Linked DNA regions of Homo sapiens: region 1 is linked to region 2. A link is a loop called in an ENCODE intact Hi-C map of the cell type or tissue named here. Cell type or tissue: Caco-2. All regions are shown on one strand. Each heading gives the region's core, and the rest is flanking DNA. Links, peaks and the distances in the headings are about the cores only.

Region 1 (10,071 bases), core at 1,023-9,022, 150 kb after region 2:
CTGGAATAGGGATGGTCTTGTCAGCCCATCTGAGAGGAGTCTGGAAAGTGGAGGTCTTCAGTAATGTACCTAAGAATATAATAAAGTTAATAACAACACAAGCAGGCACTAATATTGTTTTTACTATATGCCCAGCACTATATGGAGTCCTTTAGATATCATAACTCATTTGGTCATTACAAAATCTTATGAATAGGTGTTATTTTTATCCCTAACTTATAGGTGAGAAAACTGAGGCACAGAGCGGTTAAGCAACTTCCCTCGAAGTCATACAGCTAAGTCGTAGACCTGGGATTCCACTCCAGGAGGTCAGGCTTCAGAGTCTGCATGTTAACCCTAATGCTTCTCAAGTTAATGGAAATTACATCTTTCTGACTCCTAGCAGAGTTCTCTCTTGGACTGTGTGGTTTTTCTAGAGACAGGGGGATTGGCTATTTAGAGATGGTTGCTAGGCCTTCCTGGGTACACCCAAGTGACCAAAAATGGTTCTGTCACATTATAGGAGACCCTAATTAGATGTAATAAAGACACTTATTATCCCATGGAACACACAGTAATTCTCCTGAGCCCAACAGTATTTCCTGGGGGTAGGGGTGGAGGTAGAGGGTTCTTATTCTTCTCTTTGGTTGGCAGGCATTTGAAGAATGAGGATATTTAATAACGCCCTCTATAACCTTTCAGGTAGCCTCTTATTTTTTGGTTTCAAGTAATCAGAAAGACTTAGCCTCAAAGAAAAAAATGTTGTGTTTATTTAGCTTTTTGTTTAAGGACTATCCCAAGGAAAGGGTGGGTTGATAGCCTTTTTAATCTAGGGTTTGTTGAACTCAATTAAGTCCAGTGTCCAGGTAGAACAGGTGGTTTATCTAAGAAAAATGACAAATTTTGCTGACATTTTTGAGGTCACCCTTGCAGCCATGAATAAAGTGGCTCATAGTACCAATATGAGTTACAATAAGAAGTTACTTAACCTCTCTGTGCCTCAGTTTTCTAATCTATAAATTAGGGACCCTTTCTGTTTGAGGGGCATGGCACATTTAGGAGCCAGGACTAGACTTGCGTCTCCAGGATGGTCATATCTCACTCTCCATTTAGCTATGGAGTGGGGGAGAGACTGCCAATCTAAGGCTTAAGGGAAGTCACTCTGGCTGTCTAGCATCTTATCTCCCTTAAATCCCATCCTTGTCTCTTGACTCTACAACTGGCCTCCTTCTGACACCCTCATCGTCTTATGTGGGCTCAGGTTGGCATCAATGTCTGTTGCATTGCTACCGAGAGTGTTTGCTACAACTTTGCACTCATGAGAATTTGCATGTTCACCCTAATATGGACTCCAGCTAGAATCTGAGCTGGAAAATGGGCAATCTGGACATGCATGGTCCCACCAGAGAGGAGAGATCACAGGATGGGGACTAGGGAGACCCAAGCTGCAGACTGCCCCGCCCCTTCCATCATTGCTCACCTTCCCACACCAAAAACTTCTCAGGACAGCTTTCTTGCTTGTCAACCACGACATCCTAGGGTTATTTTCCCCATACCAGTGGAAACCCTGTTACCTTCATAATCTTTTCCTTCAACTAATCTTGAAGAGTTTATAATCCTCTTCTGCATTAAGTGTTTTTTTTTTTTCTCTTGTGGATGCTCACTTTCCTCGTTTCTTATTCAAACCAGCTGGGACAGTTTATCCCCTAGCATAGAAATGAAAACCTGACAGGCAGGTCTCTGCAGTCGAGATTGGGCTGGTTCTCTCTCCAAACAGTATTTTACTGTTGGCTGCTGCAGTTGAATAGCTCAGCCTGCCATTATGACAGAATGGCCCAGGACAGACTACAGGCAGGAAGCGTCTTTTGTTTCAGGGGGCTTTGGAGCTGTTTTTTCCCTGCCATAAACTTAATTGCTTTCTGTGATATATCTGGCAAACCTACCACTGTCCTTTTTGCTGCCTCCTGCTTGGTCAATCAGGACTACCAAAGCCTGCAGCTTTGCTTTTTAGGAGGTTTGGTTGATTAACATGAGTTTGCCTTTGGCTTTTGCTAACATTGCCTTTTTTGGGGCACTAGTGGTGCCCAGGAGAAGGATGTGAGTGTGGTACGTGTGTGGGGAGGTATAGATGAGAGACAGCTGGGTCTTCTGGGACAGTGGGGGAGCAGGCTCAGAAAATTGTGGTTCACCACAGGGTCCTCACGTGCATGAGTAAGTCATCCTCCTTCCTGAAAGGGAGGTTTTATTCACCTTATCACCATAGAGGATGTTTCAGATGTGGCAATTCCTTTAAGTCACTGCAATTTTGACTCACCCTAGGATTTCTGGGTTTAATTGCTCCCCTTTCTTGTTGGTTTTATGACCAGTGTTGCAGGAAAGACAATACTTGAAAGTCTGTGGAAGCCCCTTCTTTTTATATTTTTCTTTGCAGTGACGATGATTGCTTAACAATAATAAACATAGAGGTTTTTTTATGTTTTTTGTTTTTGTTTTTGTTTTTTTAAAAAGACCTTTGGGCCAGGTGTGGTGGCTCATGCCTGTAAACTTTGGAAGGCCTTGGCAAGTGGATCACTTGAGGTCAGGAGTTCAAGACCAGCATGGCAAACATGTCAAAACCCAATCTCTACAAGAAATACAAAAATTAGCCAGACGCAGGGGCATTTGCCTGTAGTCTCAGCTACTCAGGAGGCTGAGGCAGGAGAGTTGCTAGAACGGGGGAGGCGGAGTTTGCAGTGAGCCAAGAGATTGCACCACTGCACTGTAGCCTGGGCAACAGAGTGAGGCTCTGTCTCAAAAAAAAAAAAAAAAAAAAAAAAGAACCTTGCTCTAGGCTGGTTCCTGGTGAGGAAGAGGAGCTGGGGATGGTGCTTTCAATGGTTAAAGGCATATTTACACATTTGCACATGTGCCCGTCAGGTTCCAGTCCACAGTAGCAGCCACTTTAGCAACGTTCTCATAATCCTCAGTGGCACCTTCTTTAAAGCTTGTTATCAACAATCCAACCAAAGCATCACATTCCAAATTTAACTTTAACCTGCCCTTGAAATTTCATCCTTAGAAAGTCTTTCTAGAATGGAGATGAAAACCTCTTCTGTGTCTAAATACGACAAGCCCATGCCTGATTTGCCTGTTCTCACCATGGTCATTTCCATATTTAAGCTGTGAATATTGAGTTCTGTCTGCTATCAGCTGTGGCTCCCCATGCCTGTTCTCTGAATGTAGGTCTTGCTAGAACAAAAAGGGTAAAGGTTGTTATTCCTGGATGGCAGATCTATGTAACCACCAGTGTGGTGCCACCAGATAGACAATGAATGAATGTGTTTGGACAATAATATAACCTGCAGCACACACTCTGATCATAGGGGCCTAGCTTCTCTTTTGCATTAAGCCTCAGGTATTCTTTGATCAAGTGTGTGGTCAAGTCTTTGTAAGTTTACTTTGGGGCCTTAGCAGTATACCCAAACAGATTGTTGCCAAAATCACACATGGTATGAGCCTATTTAGGTATTATCTAACAGAACTCTAATGGGCAACAATTATGTAGACAGTTACTTGTCATCTATTAAATCAGTGTATTTTCTATAGGTTTTTAAATAGTGCTTCATTTGTAATTAAACTGTATTTTAACATATCCCCTCAAAAAGGGTAAATTTGAGTAATGCACTATGGAAATGGTAAGGAGATTCAGATTAATTAGGAAATGATTAATTCAGATTAATTAGGAAATACCCTAATTCATGCATGGACCCGCTCTTGGGGGTCTAGGTGAGAGACCTAGCTGTCTCTCACCTGTCCATCTTCAACACACACATCACACTCATGTCCTTCTCTTGGACATGTCTCTTCCCCAAAACAGGCAATGTTAGCAAAAGCCAAAGGCAAACTCATGTTAATTAACTAAACCTACTAAAAAGCAAAGCTGGCAGGCATTTGTAGTCCTGATTGACTAAACAGGAGGAAGTGTTACTCTGGTAGTCTGATTGGAGCATGACTTTGAAGGGGATAAGGTTCTCAATTGTCAAGTCTTTAAACTGGACTGCCATTTTAGAGGCTTTTACTGTTCCTTGTCAACATATGTGTTTGGCTTGTTTCAAAAAGACACTGCATTAGTTGTATACAAGGGATTCCTAAAATAACCAAGGGAGTGACCTAAGAGAGACAACCAGCTAGTGTTCCCATAGGATTTTTCTCCTGAAACTGAAGTTACAAATCTCTTCTCTTCCATTTTTCACCTATCAGTCGATCCCTGTTATCACCAGAGGCCAGATGGATAGTTCTGGGGATTGTCTTCCTTGAGTTGTGAGCTGAAATGCAGACTTTAAATACAGGGTTTTAAGATGTTAGGGAGGAAAGCGACATTGATTTATTTGTTCTGTTCCCTGCCAGCCTGAGAAACCTGTCCCGCCAGGTAATGAACAACTGTTCTTATCCTAACTAGCAACTTCAAGAGAACGATTACTCATCCCATCATTACCACTCCCCCTGAGTCATCCAGGCTGGTACATTTTGGTTTCCACTGAATAAAAATCTCCAGGCAATGGGAGTCTAGGGCCAAGGTTTCTGTTTAGTAATATGAATTATATAAATGTGCCTTGGACATGGAAGCTGTGGATCCTTCTGGAAAGATATTTCATAGGCCCAGGTCTTCAGCCATGTCTCTATTTGAAAAATTGTATTGGTCAGTATTGCCAAAAGTGGCCATCTTAATGGTCAGTACAGAATGATACAGCTAATCTGGTTGATCACAAGGGCAAAGATACAGCTATGAAAATGGATAGTTATTTGCCTGTACCTCTTGCTTGTAATTTCATAGTCATGTTGCATGTTAACCACTCAGTATTCATGGGGGATTTTAGTAAACCTTTTTTCAGGCCTTGTTCTTGTGACAGTGCTGAGAGGGCTTTCACACTTGACATATGCCATCATAGATGAGGACTATTGAAAGGCAGCTGGAGTCATTTCCATTTTACAAATACCATCTGTCTTCTATCACGTCACTGTTCTCTGTGCTATATTCTGTTCTCTGTGCTATGTCCTGTTGTGCCTGATTTGGGAGACAAATGTGAGACTGGATTGTCCTGGATTAAATTTGGATGTATGGGTAGTTATAGAAATCAATATTGATAGGCATGTGTGTTCAGTTCATTTCAAGGTTTAGTTTATTTCAAAAGTCTTAATATTTATATTTATTACAGATCTAGAGACACATAGCTTTGAGTAGGAGCTGTATTTTGAAACATTATGGTTTATGGGAAAACCTGGCATGTAGAAAATCAAAAGAAAGTACTCAAGGCAGAATGCTGAATGTAAGTTTGTGGGTTAATAGAAAATCCTACCTTTTTTCTACAAATTCCCAACTAATCCTTCCTAGGTTTAAATAAAACCAACAGTCACTATTCTAACAGCTATTCTGTCACCTTTCTTTGTCTTCAGGCACTTGAAATACATCATTAAACAACACAGAATTAATCCCAGGCCCTTTAGACTTTATACAGAGCTTCTTGGGGCAGGAACTTTATCTTCTTCATCTTGAATCCTGAGAACTAAGAAAAATAAATGTTTTATAAGCAGGCATGTATGAAATAATTAGTAGCTGTGAAAATAAAACAAGTGGTGATCCTGAAGCCCTGGCAGTTTGACAGCATGTCCTGTCGGGTCAGTGTGAGATAGGACCTGGTTGCAGGTGGGAGCAGCCACTCTGGGACTCTCAGATAAGGCCTGAATGGAAAGGCAATAATGTGTGCCCGGGAGCAGATTGACTTTACCATTGCCTGCGATTCCTGTGTGAAATAGGAAGGCTCAACCCAGGCAAATGCTAAGGAAGCAACACCAAGTCTTTTATTACTGTCCACAACATTTATAGCCAAGTCCTATTCCATGCCCTTCTCCTTGAGGCATTCTGACAGTCATTTTAATGATTTATTTTCTTTTTCATTATCAAAAAACAAATAACATATTTTATTACCTTTTGTGTAGACTTGATGTCTTTCTCTTCATTTCATCAGTATCTGGGTCTGCAAAATTCCCCTTCCCTTTCAATTTTTATAACTCAAGGATAGGAATTCTGTTTTTCTCATTCCTTACGTGAGAGCTCTTTTTTGAAGTCTGATTTTTTTTTTTTGATCCTATATCCCCAGCCTATTTTCTTGTTGTTACTTTATATCTGTGAGTGGGATAGGTGGAGAGGAAAGGAGTATATGGAAAGGGGGACTCAAGAAAGGCCACATCTTTACAATAACATATGGATGGCAGGGAAAGGTTTTGAATAAGAAAAACATTTTTTCAATGCTCTTCTCCACTATTTAAAGATGTAAGAACATTGGCGCTATGCTGCTGAAGATGTTCTGTTGGTTTAGGGAGAAAACACTCTACTACTGAAATTTGCTCTGTGATTTCTTTCCTAGGATCTACAATAAAAACCAATGATCTATGTGAGAGCCCATGGCATTGTGATTCCCCTCCATCCTGAATTGCATGTCTTCAATTCAAGCACCCTGCTTTGTGGCTCCCAGGCCCCTGGTTTCTACCCTCTGCCCTTTTGGCTCATTTCCTCCTCATTTTCCGTATGCCTCTGTATTAGTTTGTTATCATGCTGCTACTAAAGATATACTGAGACTGGGTAATTTACAAAGGAAAGAGGTTTAATTGACTCACAGTTCAGCATGGCTGGGGAGGCCTCAGGAAACTTACAATCATGGCAGAAGGGGAAGCAAACATGTCCTTCTTCACATGGCGGCAGGAAGAAGAAGAATGAGCAAAAGGGGGAGAAGCCCCTTATAAACTTATTAGACCGTATGAGAATTCACTCACTATCACAAGAATAGCAGCATGGGGATAGCCACCCCCGTGATTCAATTACCTTCTACTGGGTCTCTCCCATGTCATGTGAGGATTATGGAAACTACAATGAGATTTGGGTGGGGACACAGCCAAACCATATCACCCTCCTTACATTAAGGTATCAGCAGCAGGATCTCCTCCTTCAGACCAGTCATCATGGGCTTCAAAACCTACCCGACCACATGCGTGGATTTGTAAGGGCAAAGCTCTTCTTGGAGAGGTGATTTCAGGTCAGAGTTGATGCAGGATGAGATTATGCCTTGTTCAGTGGTACAACCAGGACATCTGTTCTGTGGACCTCCTAATCAGAACTGGATGTACTATTCCAATGGTGATCACACTCATCATGATGGTCTGGGATGCCCAGATAGTTAGTAAAACATTATTTCTGGGTGTGTCTGTGAGGATGTTTCTAGAAGAGATGAGCTAAACTTTAATTGGTAGATGGCCCTCTTCTATGTAGGTGGGTACTGTCCAATCCATTAAGGGCCTGAACAGAACGAAAAGGCAGAGGAGGATTGAATTAGCTCTCTCTGCCTGACTGCTTGAGCTGAGACATGGATGTTCTGCCTTCAGTGCTCCTGGTTCTCAGGCCTTCAGACTCTGACTGGAATCAACACCATTAGCTCCCAGCTCTCCAGGTCTTCAAACTATACCACCAGCTTGCAGATGGGGCTTTTTGGCCTTTCTAATATCATAAGCCAATACCTTTTAATAAGCATATATATATATATATATGCGCTTATATATATGTGTGTGTACATATATGTATATATATTCACATATTTATATATATGTTCTATGGGTTGAATTTCTCTGGAAAAACCTGACTAATACAATCGTGAAGAAGAATTTTGTTTGATTCAGGATGAGGTTCAGTTGTGCATTAGTTTCTTTAAGCAGCAGCACTATTACTGTGTTTTTTTTTTTAAAAAAAGACATGGTGTTTGTAATTACTTATAATTCATATAGACGAATTGCTAACTAGCAAGGTCTTGGTTATTCTTTGCCCGTTCTGTTGATTATTTGAACCATAAGTTTATATTTAACATCTTGTTGATTTCAGCTTGATGCTTTAGTCTGTCAGGCCTTTTTTTTTTTTTTTTTTTTGCATCTTGATTCTGCTATGAAACATAGTAGCTGCCATTCCTGGCTTTGTGCCATCAGTAAGTTTGATAAAATGTCTTCTTATCTTCATTCAAGTAATTCATTCATTCAAGTAATTGATAAAAATGTTAACTACAATAAATGACAGAGTTCCGCAGGATACTATTAGCACATTTAGGGTTGAGACTCATCTATTAAAAAAATTATTTGGCAGCTTATAATTTGCTATCATTTCCCTAAGGATAGAATATTCTATTTATTGCTTTGCCAAAATCTAGGTTGTGTATGGAACTCTACTGATGTAATATCTTGTAACCATGTCACAAAAGAAGGGAGATTTGTTTGGCTTGACTTTACGTTATGATACACATCCTGGACCTAACTAATCACTTCCTTTTTTTTCTGTTTGCTTACAAACCAGCTACTTATCTGCACATTAATCTACACCTTTATTTATTAATTCAGAGATTTGTTTATTTGTGAATGTTCAGTGTCATGTCTAGTACTCAGTTTACAAGACATGGTTCCTGCTTTCAGAAACCTTATAGTCTAATTCTGTGAAGAATGTCAATGATAGTTTAATGGGAATAGTATTGAATCTATAAATTGCTTTGGGCAGTACGGCCATTTTCACAATATTGATGCCTCCTTTCCATGACCATGGAATGTTTTTCCATTTATTTGTGTCATCTCTGATTTCTTTGAGCAGTGGTTTGTAGTTCTCATTGAAGAGGTCCTTCACTTCCCTTATTAGCTGTATTCCTAGATATTTTATTCTTTTTGTGGCAATCGTGAATGGGAGTTCATTCATGATTTGGCTCTCAGCTTGGTGTAAAGGAATGCTTGTGCTTTTTGCACATTGATTTTGCATCCTGAGAATTTGCTGAAGTTGCTTATCAGCTAAAGAAGCTTTTGGGCTGAGATGATGGTGTTTTCTAGAAAAAGGATTGTGTCATCTGCCAACAAAGATAGTTTGATATCCTCCCTTCCTATTTGAATACCATTTATTTCTTTCTCTTGCCTGATTGCCCTGGCCAGAACTTCCAATACTATGTTAAATAGGAGTGGTGAGAGAGGGCATCCTTGTCTTGTGCTAGTTTTCAAAGAGAATGCTTCCAGCTTTTGCCCATTCAGTATGATATTGGCTGTGGGTTTGTCATATATGGCTCTTATTATTTTGAGATATGGTCCTTTAATACCTAGTTTATTGAGAGTTTTTAACATGAAGGATGTTGAATTTTATCAAAGGCCTTTTCTGCATCTATTGAGATAACCATGTAGTTTTTGTCTTTAGTTCTGTTTATATGATGAATCGCATTAATTGATTTGTGTATGTTGAACCAACCTTGCATCCTAGGGATGAAGTCTGTTGTTCGTGGTGGATTAGCTTTTTGATGTGCTGCTGGATTCCTGTCAGAGGTTGGGGGGGTGGGAGGAGGGAGAGAATCAGGAAGAATATGGATACTGGGCTTAATACCTTATGAATGGATGATCTGTGCCGCAAACCACCATGGCACACGTTTACCTGTGTAACAAACCTGCACATCCTGCACATGTACCCCTGAACCTAAGATAAGAGTTGGAAATAAAAAAAAATTTATAGTCTAGTGAAGGGAAGAGATATATAATTATAATACTCTGTGAATAATCTCTTTAATCTCTCTCTCTCTCTCTCTCTCTCTCTCTCTCTCTCTCTGTGTGTGTGTGTGTGTGTGTGTGTAGTCAGGTGTCACTTAATGACAAGAATATATTCTGATAAATGCATCATTAAGGCATTTCATCATTGTGCAAACATCATAGAGTGCACTCACACAAACCTAGATGGTACAACCTACGATACTCCCATGCTATATGTTATAGCCTATTCCTCCTAGGGCTACAATCCTATACAGCATGTTACTCTACTGAATACTGTGGGAAGCTGTAACACAGTGGAAAGTATTTGGGCATCCAAATATATCTAAACATGAAAGAAGTACAATAAAAATACTGTATGAAAGATAAAAAATGGTACACCTGTATAGGGCATTTACCATGAATAGAACTTGCAGGACTGGAAGTTGCTCTGGGTGAGTGAGTGAGTGGTAAGTGAATGTGAAGGCCTGGGACATTACTGTAGACTTTAAAAACACTATACTTAGGCTA
Region 2 (10,071 bases), core at 758-8,757:
CACATATTCTTACAGCTGGATATCTTTGGAATTTCCTTCTGCTTCATTTCAGGGTTCAAGAATTATAGCCATAATGAGTATTTTGGTTTATTCTCAAGGTTTCAGAGCCTATGAAGATGCCAATATACAAAAATCAAAAGAACCCAGGATAATGCTGGCTTTGATCTTATCTGGTTCAAATCCACAGGGGGCTGCCTCAGGAGGAGATGATCTTTTTCAAACCCCAGAGCTACATATGGGGCAGTGCAGTGCAACCATGTGACATTGGGCAAGTTACTTGATTTCTGTCAGCTTTAGGTTTCCTACCGGCTAAGTGGGATCAGGCATTGAGAGCCTAGCTCTGTACTTGGTTTCACAGTGAATCAGACAAGAAGGCTGTGTTCTTGTCCAGTGATATGCTTGTTAGGGGAAGATGGACAGAAAATAAGGTAACTTCAAGTAGTGGTAAGTGCTCAGAAGAAAACAAAAACAGGCTAATGGAATAGGAACACTGTTTTAGAAGAGGGGGTGACATTTAAGTTGAGAACTGAGTGATGAAAAATGCCAGGCACACAGCAACCTGGGAGAAAGTGGTTCGATGATCACTCAAAGGTAGGAATGAATGAGGGTTATTTGAGGAATGTTACCAAGGCTGATAAGGCAGTAGCTCATGGATCTGGGAGAACCCATCTTCATTAGAGTGGATGGGGAGGGAGTTGAGCCCAAGTAAATGAAGGTGTTGAAGCTGTGGGCAACTTAGATTGTAGCCTAGTGTGAGGGGCCACTGGGGCTGTGGGCGTGGAAGCAGTGGGAGCTGGTTCATGATTAGACAAGGCCACTCTGGGCTGGACCCTGAAGAAGGGGTAGGAATGGGGTAAGCACTGGGGGTTGCCTAGGGCGTCACTGTAGGTGGCCATGGGGGAGGGTCCGGTACCAGACCCAGGTGGTGGCAGCAGGGGAGAAGTGGCCTGAGTCAGTGCCTGCTTAGAGCTGATTCAGCTGTCAGGCTTACTGATGAGGGTTGAGAGCAAGAAGAGGAGGAAGGAAGGGAATCAAGGTAGTTCCTAGATTTTTGTGGGCTCTAGCAGTTAGGGAAACATTGGTCCCTTTTTAACCATGCCAGGGAAAATCGGGGGATGAGCAGGTTTTGTGGGAAAGCTTGGTTTCCATCATGTTGCTTATGTGCTGCCTCTCAGACATCCAGCTGAGCCCACCACGCAAGTGGGTGTGTGGAACAGGTGGCTGGATCCGTGGGTCTGGAGCACAGGAGAGAGGCTGAGGTGAGGCCAGGGCTGGAGAGTTGTGACTTGTAGATTGTGTTTATGGCCACAGGTCTGAAGGAGGCAACCTAGAGAAAAGGTGGGCACAGCAGAGAGGGGAGCTGAGGGGCGAGTTGGACCAGGCCCAGGCACTGGAAAATGGGAAGGCCAGAGAAAAGAGGTGGCACCAGCAGAGGGGCCTGAGGATCATGTGGGGGCACAGAGGTCAAGTGAAGACCTTGACCCTAGAAGGAAGGTGGTCAGCTCAGAGCTTGAGTAAGATGATGACAGAGACTGGGTGGTTGAAGAAGGCCAGGTGGCAGTGACCTTAGCATGGACTAGACAGACTAGGTGAGGAAATAGAGCCGGCAGCTGAACCCACTTTGGGGGTTTTATTTGAAGGAGATCAGAGAAATGGAGCGATGTGGTGGTAAGGTGGGGCTGCGTTGCTTTTCTGTTGTAAGATGGGAGATATTACAGCATAGTTGTGTGCGATGGTGATGGTATAGCTGAGCTGGGCAGAGGAGGAAGCACAGCTGTGGGTGGGCGGTAGATGGGGTGCATTGGGAGGCAAGATCCAGGTCACCTTAGAGCTTGTTTTCTCGTGCAGGCAAGAAGCCAGATGATCAGCTGAGAGAGAGGGAGGAAGCAGGGTCTCGCTCTTGAGACCAGAGACGGTGTAAAATCAACCTCTCAGGCAGTGCTGAGTCTTCTTTGCAGCCCCACACTTAATGTAGACACCTGATTAAACATCTGCCCAGCTCCCTCGTTTTGAGAGCCCTGGAGATCCACTTCCTTTCCAGGCAGTGCTTTGGCAAGCCAGGGGACTTGTTCAAATGTCTCCACCAGATGGCGCCAGTAGGGCATTGCTGAAACCTTAGATGTTTTCTGAAAGACGGAAGGCAGAATGGTCTTTTTTCTTGGTTTTCCTATATTTAGACCATTTTATCTCAAACTTGAGTAGTAAATAGAGTATTTTGAAAGGAATACAATTCTCACAGATCCCCAGAGTTGATTTAAATTATTTTATTATAATACAATTTGCACATTGTAAACAGTATACATTCCCTACTTACAGATCTTATACAACTGTCAAGTCAAAACAAATTTAGAAATTAAATCGAAATAAAACCACAAATAAAAAGTCCAAACCACCAAACTTCACATAATTTAATGAAAGAAGGGCTTTTTCTGAAAATAAAGAGCTAGGTGCAATGCGACCCCGGAGTGCGTTGCTTCTTGTAGAGTTTGGGATGCCTGTTTTTTGTGTGTCGTGGTGTGACTCAATTCTTTCACTCCTGTACTCCCAGCACTCTGAGAGGCTGAGGCAGCAGGATGGCTTGAGCTCAGGAGTTTGAGACAAGCCTGGACAACTTAGCAAGACCTTGTCTTTACTAAAAATAAAAAAATTAGCCAGGTGTGGTAGTGCATGCCTGTAGCTCCAGTGACTTGGAAGGGTGAGCTGGGAGGATCATTTCAGCTGGAGAGTTTGAGGCTGCAGTGAGCTGTGATCATGCCACCACACTCTAGCCTGGGTGACAGAGTGAGATTCTACCTCAAAAATAAATAAACAAATAAAAACAAATACATGAAGATTAGCCTAGTGCCTGGCACTGAACAAGCACTCCGTGCTCATCTGTGTTGTCCTCATCACCTGATCCTGTCTCCTCATTCTACATCCCAAAGAGGCGGGATGAGCTGTCAAGATCCCATAACTATGAGTGGTAGATCCTGGGCTAAGAGCGATGATCTTCTCTGCAACAGTTCTCAAAGTTCTTGGCCTTAGGACCTTTTCTCCTCTTAAAAAGGATCAATAGACTGGGTATGGTGGCTCACGCCTATAATCCCAGCACTTTGGGAGGCCAAGGCAGGAGGATCACTTGAGGCCAGGCGTTTGAAACCAGCCTTAGCGAGACTCTGTCTCAATAATAATAATAATAAAATAAAATAAATTAAAAATTAGCTAGGTATGGCAGCTTACGCCTGTAGTCCCAACCACTTGGGAGGCTGAGGTGGGAAATTGAGCCCAGTAATTTGAGGCTGTGGTGAGCCATGTTTGTGTCACTGCACTCTAGTCTGGGTGACAGAATGACAATCTTTCTCAAAAAAACAAACAAAAAAGGATCAATGAGTTTATATATATATATATGGGTTATATTTATTGATATGTATCATATTAGAAATTAAAGCAAAATATTTAGAATACTGCCGGGTTCATTTAAAAAATAGTAATAAGCCCATACATGTTACCACAAATGTGATTTGTAATGAAAATAACTATTTTCAAAACAAAAAATAGCCAAATGGCATTGTTTTACATTTTTGCAAATCTCTTTGATGCCTGGTTATTTAATAGATGGCAGCTGGATTCCCCCAGCTGTTTCTGCATTCTGTCTGTTGCGGTGTGCTGTTTTGGTTGAAGTATATAAAGATAATCCCCCTTTGTCACACCAGACAAGATTCTTGGCCATTGGACAGCTAAGAAAACTGTGGAATGGGGAAGTTGGGATCATAGTGCCCGTATCACAGGCTTGTCTGGGATTGAATGAGAGAATGTGAAAGAAGAGAGAAAAAAGTCTTAGAAGAATACCTGGCAAAAATTAGGCCCCCGTGCATGTTAGCTAATGTTAAAGTGGTCATGGGGACAGACCTGAAAAGACAGCTGAGGTGGGACTGCAGGGAGAGAGGACAGAAATAACTGTAGGTAGGTGCTGCTATGGCAGAGGACTTTGAAACTGGCAATCTCAACCCAAAGAAGGGAATTGTGGAGCACCCGGAGGCAAGAATTCCTGATTCCATCTACAGCACAGTAGGCTCCTCCACTTTAATACTCCTCAGCTTCATGGTTCTCAGAGTCATAAATTCAGAGCAACTAAAATTGTTCCTCCACAGCAGATTGTACCAAAGCTCCAATGAGATAAATCCACTTCTATTCAGCAGTGATAAGTAGAGTACAATTGGTAATTCTTATAATGTGGGGATTGAATTATAAAAAGGCAAAAGAAAAACTAAAACTATGTACTGTTTGGATTAAGCTTAAATCCACTGCAAGCAATTGCAAAAGCCCAAGTTGGGTGTGAAAACGGTCTCTAAATACTTCTTGCAAAACCCTTGTATAATTAACTTCCTTCATTAGCTTTCCCCACCCCTTCTAAAGAAAGGTGATTTTATTTCCTCCTAAATCTGGTCACACGTTGCCACTTTGAATTACCATCTCCAGTTTGGCAGAGTGCCAGGGGAAGTCCTAGAGCAGGTCAGTTGGTCCAGTCCCCTGCCTCTAAGTGAGTGAGTGGCTACTTGGAAGAGAGTCAACAGGACTGGGTTTTAAAGATTCTCCAGACTCCTCAGTCTCTCTGGGATTAGAACAGACAGAAATGCTTTATCTCAGGGCAAAACCATTTACCTTTAAAATTTATATCTATTTTCTCCCATGAATTTATCTAAGGATATGAAGATCCAGATAGTGGGAAGGATGGATGAGAGCATCCTGCTGGAATCCATGTTTCTTGGGCCTGCTGGAAAGACTTCTCAGCAGACAGGCCTGTAGAGATCCTTAACTGGGGATGAAGAGGAACGCTGCATCCTAGTAAAGAAAGGACCCTTCATTGGCAGAGTTCCTGTGCTTTTCCTCTCCTTTCTCACTCTCCTTGAGGTGACTAAACTAAGCAGGTGGGGCCTCCTTTGTGGCCCCGTGTTTCTTCCAAACTATGAGCCAAAACCTGCTGAATCTTGCCCAGCGGGGATCGGGGGCTTTGACTGAGAGGCCTTCCAGGGGGAAATTGTGTCACTTTATGGTCTGCTGGAGTTATTGAGGCCGCCCCATTGCATTTGTGTCTAGTGCTTGCTGTGTCAACACGGTTTGGCTGCAAACATTGCGTCAGGCCATAATCCCACAATCCAAGGTATGTGCTGGCACCTCTCTGCCTCCAGGCACGCAGAACGGCCATCTCATCCGACCAAGGGGATCTTATCTGACCAGGGGGATAGCGTGCGTGGAGAAATGAACCTGTGAGAAAGTGAAATGGCAGTTTCAGTGGTGGCATTCAGGCAGGCACTCCTATTGGTTTTCAGCTCAGAATGCATTTTAAATAACAACTATGACCATGCTTTTAGGTTTTTCACTTCTAATTCTGGCAATAAGCCCAAAATTTCACCAGAAAGGCCATGTTCTTCCCAAAGACATCTTACTCTCTGTGACTTCTAAAAATGACAGAAATATCACCCTCTAGGGTTGTTTAAGCCCTTCTTAGTTGTGTAGCTTTGCCACTGTGGGTGATTATACCAAATGAGTTCTGTGAATATTTTTTCTTGTCAGTGAAGAGGTGGTTTTGTTTTTGTTTTTGTTTTTTTGAGACTGAGTCTCACTCTGTCACCCAGGCTGGAGTGCAGCAGCATGATCTCGGCTCACTGCAACCTCTGCTTCCCAGGTTCAAGCGATTCTCCTGTTTCAGCCTCCCAAGTAGCTGGGACTACACATACAAGCCACCATGCCGGGCTAATTTTTGTATTTTTAGTAGAGATGGGGTTTCACCATGTTGGCTGGGCTGGTTTCAAACTCCTGACCTCGAGTGATCCACCCGCGTTGGCCTCCCAAACCAAAGTGCTGGGATTATAGGCATCAGCCACTGCACTTGGCCAAGAGGTGGTATTTTTAAAAAGAATGTGTTGTTCTGTTTTTTTTTTTCTATTCAGTTTCTGTTCCGTATTTCTTCTCCCTTTTTCACCCACTTTGCTTGTATCTGCTTTAATAACCCCTTTCTAGACTGAGAATTTTTCTATTTATATGTAACTTACATCCTGCTGATTTATGCAAAATATGTGAGGTTGCTTACAATATTATAACATATAAATCAGAAGAGTGAAGAAAAAAAAGAGCATGGTAGCGGGAATCTGAGATATTACCACAGTTGAGCACCAAATGTTGATATAAGCCTTCTAGAGGCAAAACAGAAAGCATAATGCATAATGTGTCAGGTTACAGAGGGCTTTTTTTTTTTTTTTTTTTAATCAAAAGAGAAGTTGGGCTTTTCTTAGTGGCTGTTGTATTTCCAGTACCAGGTAATTCCATGTATTTCTTAAGGATAAGGCTCTACCTCCCTCTTGTCATCCCTGTCCCCATCCCCTAGAGTACCATGAGCTCTGCACAAAACCTATAGTAAGATCTCAGAGCTAGGGCCTCCAGCCGGTGACAGGAAACAGAGCCTTTCAGTGTCTTCTGAAAGTTGAGCTTACTGATGTTGGGTGCAGGCTGACAGAGGCCATTCAGGCTGGTCTAGACGTTCATCCTGGAGATGCGCCCAGCACCAGCCGAACTTCTGGTGGGAAGTGGAATGAAATGGACAGGGGTGGTCTTTTGGAGAATCTTATTATCCGATGGAGACGAAGCATACCTTTGGGAACTGGGAACCTCTTTCTACAGAGAGTCTGGGTTAGGGGCCTTGTTGCACCTGCTTGCTATCCTAAGTGCAGGCAAATGAGAAATGTTTTAATTTCCCCCTAGGAATGAGAAAATGCATTATGTTACTCTGAATATCCATAGCCTCAACAGATACCGACTTATGGAAGAGAATGTTGAGACTGTCAGGACTAAATACTTAAAGCAAAATCAGGAAATCGGAGGTTGTGCTGTTCATGTGCCACTATCCACATGTGTCTTTTGAGCTCTCAAAATGTGGCTAAGTCCAAATTGAGATGGGCTGAAAGTGTAAAATATACACCAGATTGCAAACACTATTGTGTGAAAAAAAAAATCTCAGTAGTAATATTGTAATGTAAACGATCTCAACATGTAATACCAGTTACATGTTGAAATACTATTTAGGCTATATAAAATATATTACAATTAATCTTACCTATTTCTTTTCACTTTTTAATGTAGCCACTAGAGAATTTAAAATTAAATATGTGGCTTGGCCGGGCACGGTGGCTTATACCTGTAATCCCAGCACTTTGGGAGGCCGAGGTGGGTGGATCACCTGAGGTCAGGAATTTGAGACCAGCCTGGACAACATGGTGAAACACCGTCTCTACTAAAAATACAAAAATTAGCCGGGTGTGGTGGCAAACCCTTGTAATCCCAGCTACTTGGGAGGCTAAGGCAGAAGAATCACTTGAACCCGAGAGGCAGAGGTTGCAGTGAGTCGATATCGCGCCACTGCACCCCAGCCTGGGTGACAAGAGTGAAACTCCATCTCAAAAACAAACAAACAAAAAATATGTGGCTTGTGTTATATTTGTATCTGACAGCTCTGGTCTAAACATCTAGAATTAAACAAAACTTTTTTGAGGAGTAAATTTCTACTGTGTTTTCTAATTCCTATGTTCTCTCTTTGGTTCTCTTTCAACAGATATGACTCCACGTAGCATGTCAAGGACTACATTAATCACCAATTCCTTTATTTTTCCCCCCCTACAGTTTCCATTTTTTTTTTATACTTGCTTACTCCAGCCATCTGCAGTACACCAGTTTCAGGTCTTTTGAGCTGTGTAGAGTTTCTGTGTGTACAGATGTGTGCTCGGACTTTTCTCTTTTTGAGAAATCTGAAGGAGATGGTTGCAGAAGATCCACTTACTACTGAGAACCATTACCACCGACTCGGCCTCCGGGGTGTTGGGTGGTTTCTGGGTGGTTCCTGGAGCCTCCTCTGGGCAGTGCACTGTCCCATCTGTACGCCCTAATGTGCCATTCCCTAGAGGGGAACAACCAAGTGCCGTGGAGGCAGATGATCATGGTCTGCCTCAACTGTCTGGTTTCCTGTAAAATAAACACATTGTTTTATATTTTTAGGGAACAAAAAGTGCTGCTATAGGGTTCAAAGTTTTCCTTCTGAACACTTTTCCGAAACAAATTACCCCAAAGACACATTTTGAATATCCTGGTCACATCTTTGGATCTGTAAAATATACCTTTTAGTATGGCACCTGTTAAAATGCAAAGCAAATTTCTTTGGGGCAGAAAAACAATCTGACAGTAGCAGTGTAGAATTTGTTCATTCAAATACATCTGTGTAAATGCAAAAAGTCATAAAATTCACCTCCGAGCTGCTTGCTTTTGAACCTGCAGCAACTAGTCTTAGCCGGCCCGGTTTGAACATCGTTCTTTCAGAAGTGCTGAAAATGCTGCAAAGTTGGATAAGTGGAAATGTGGCTGCCCCTCTCCTCACTACTTCCTCTCTGATCGTTCTGAAGCTTGCATTGGGAATGGCTGCTTTCTCTAACCATTTTCAGCTTGAGTGGGTATTGCTGAAGAAATCCAACATCATTCCAGCAGTTGAAAAAGGAAGCCTTCGGGAGAAAGTGCTTGTCAAAATTTTGTTCTTTGTGCTTGTGTATGAGTAAGTTGCCATGAATAAGTTATTATTTTAACCCATAATTGGCGACTGTTTATATGAATTCTTTCTTTGGCACCAAATAGGTTTCATCTTCTTAGGCACAATTAGAAAAAATCCACATAGATGGATATTTTACATTTAGTTATTGCTTTATCCAAATACATGAATCTAAAGCTGAATCAACCCTTACTTCCAGTTGTGCTTATTAAGAAGATCAATTTCCAAGTAGTAAAGTTTTCAGGGAAACTGACTGTGCTGCTATTTGTTTTGACAAATTTGGGGGTAAGTCAATGACAACCAAACCAATCTCGGTGGAAACTCCTATCCTATCATGTTGTGTGCCCAAGATGAGTGAGCTGGCACTGTGCCCTGAAGCTTTCACCACTGTAATGAAATATATGCCAGGGGAGACTTTGGGCTTTTCTCATGACTGTGTGGGTCGAAGGTAGCTCAAGTGTGTGTGTGTGTGTGTGTGTGTGTGTGTGTGTGTGTGTGTGTGTATGTGTGTAAAGTGCTAAGAACTGTGCATTGACATCCAAACATTTCTTGTACAAAATTTCCCTAGCAAAGCAAACCTGCTTTGACTTAATTTATTTGTTAAATGTTGCACTTTGTTTATGTATGTTTTGTTTTTGGTGGGGAATAAGGAGAGAGAGGACGACAAATTCTATTGAAGTATTTATTTTGTGAAGATGGCAATTTTGCATTTGTTTAAATTTTTTTCATTCTTTAATTTTGTTATCAGTGCCAGCCCAATATACCTGCTCTACCATTATTTGCGGTCTGATAAAAGGGTCCTTGTGGGGCAGGTTTTGCAAAGCTTATCAGGTAATAACATATGCCACATAACCTTGTTGATATGTTTGCTTCTGATTTGGGAAGCTAAACATTGGTGTTTGAGAGGATTGCCAATTATTAATTGTCATTACCACTACTCTCCATTACTTTTTGTTTGGAAATTGAACAAAGGTCAGTAATGGTTTTTGGCTCTTGTTAATATCCATCATAAAATAGATTGTTTTAGATTCTTTCCAGGGTGATTTTTCCCTGGGTACCCCGTTTCTACTTCTAAAGAATTGCTTGGCACTTTCATGTTTCAAAGGGAAACATTCGCTTGTAGTTCCATTTTACTTGATCTCTACAAGGGACTGACAACATTTGCTTTACTTTTATTCACAGAGAAAGTTGGCTTTGATGTCTCTTAAAGATAATTCTGCTAGTTGCTGATCAGCCAGTCAGTTCACCTAGCTTCAATCTTTATAGGACTTCTAATCTAATTTTCCTATAGTGTGACTAAAAGGGAGGCAAATTATTGGAACGGATTATTCAAATGGATCCTTAAATATTGCTATGTATAATAAGCCAGTTATTATATCAGGACCATGTTCTCTGTAGGCCACTTTCTAAAAAAGCCACATATGTGCAATTTTCAGGTTTTTAGACTATTGCTCCCTGTACTTTAAATGTAAAAACCACACTTCTGAACAACTAAGCTCATGAAT

The links. Peaks named below come from ENCODE experiments on the same cell type or tissue, not always from the same donor. Only the 100,000 strongest peaks of a DNase experiment are listed, where the experiment ranks them.
Region 1: a loop joins it to region 2, with 2.9 times the contacts of the local background. A loop is called at or near these places in 4 of 110 quality-filtered maps.

What each region holds. Positions count from the first base shown.
Region 1 is chr2:149,165,441-149,175,511 of GRCh38, forward strand. All of the region lies in intron 3 of LYPD6B (LY6/PLAUR domain containing 6B), which reads left to right. LOC105373677 (a long non-coding RNA gene) reads right to left here. Exons shown (of 3, transcript XR_923458.3): 3 at 9,298-9,336. Among named protein-coding and RNA genes, the nearest start is that of LYPD6B, 130 kb to the left of the region's middle. In Caco-2, for the core only: no CTCF peak of the experiment used is centred there; a DNase peak (open chromatin) is centred at 4,381.
Region 2 is chr2:149,015,493-149,025,563 of GRCh38, forward strand. KIF5C (kinesin family member 5C) reads left to right here. Exons shown (of 26, transcript NM_004522.3): 26 at 7,586-10,071. Among named protein-coding and RNA genes, the nearest start is that of LYPD6B, 18 kb to the right of the region's middle. In Caco-2, for the core only: a CTCF peak has its summit at 2,073 (motif pointing right); DNase peaks (open chromatin) are centred at 2,069 and 5,119.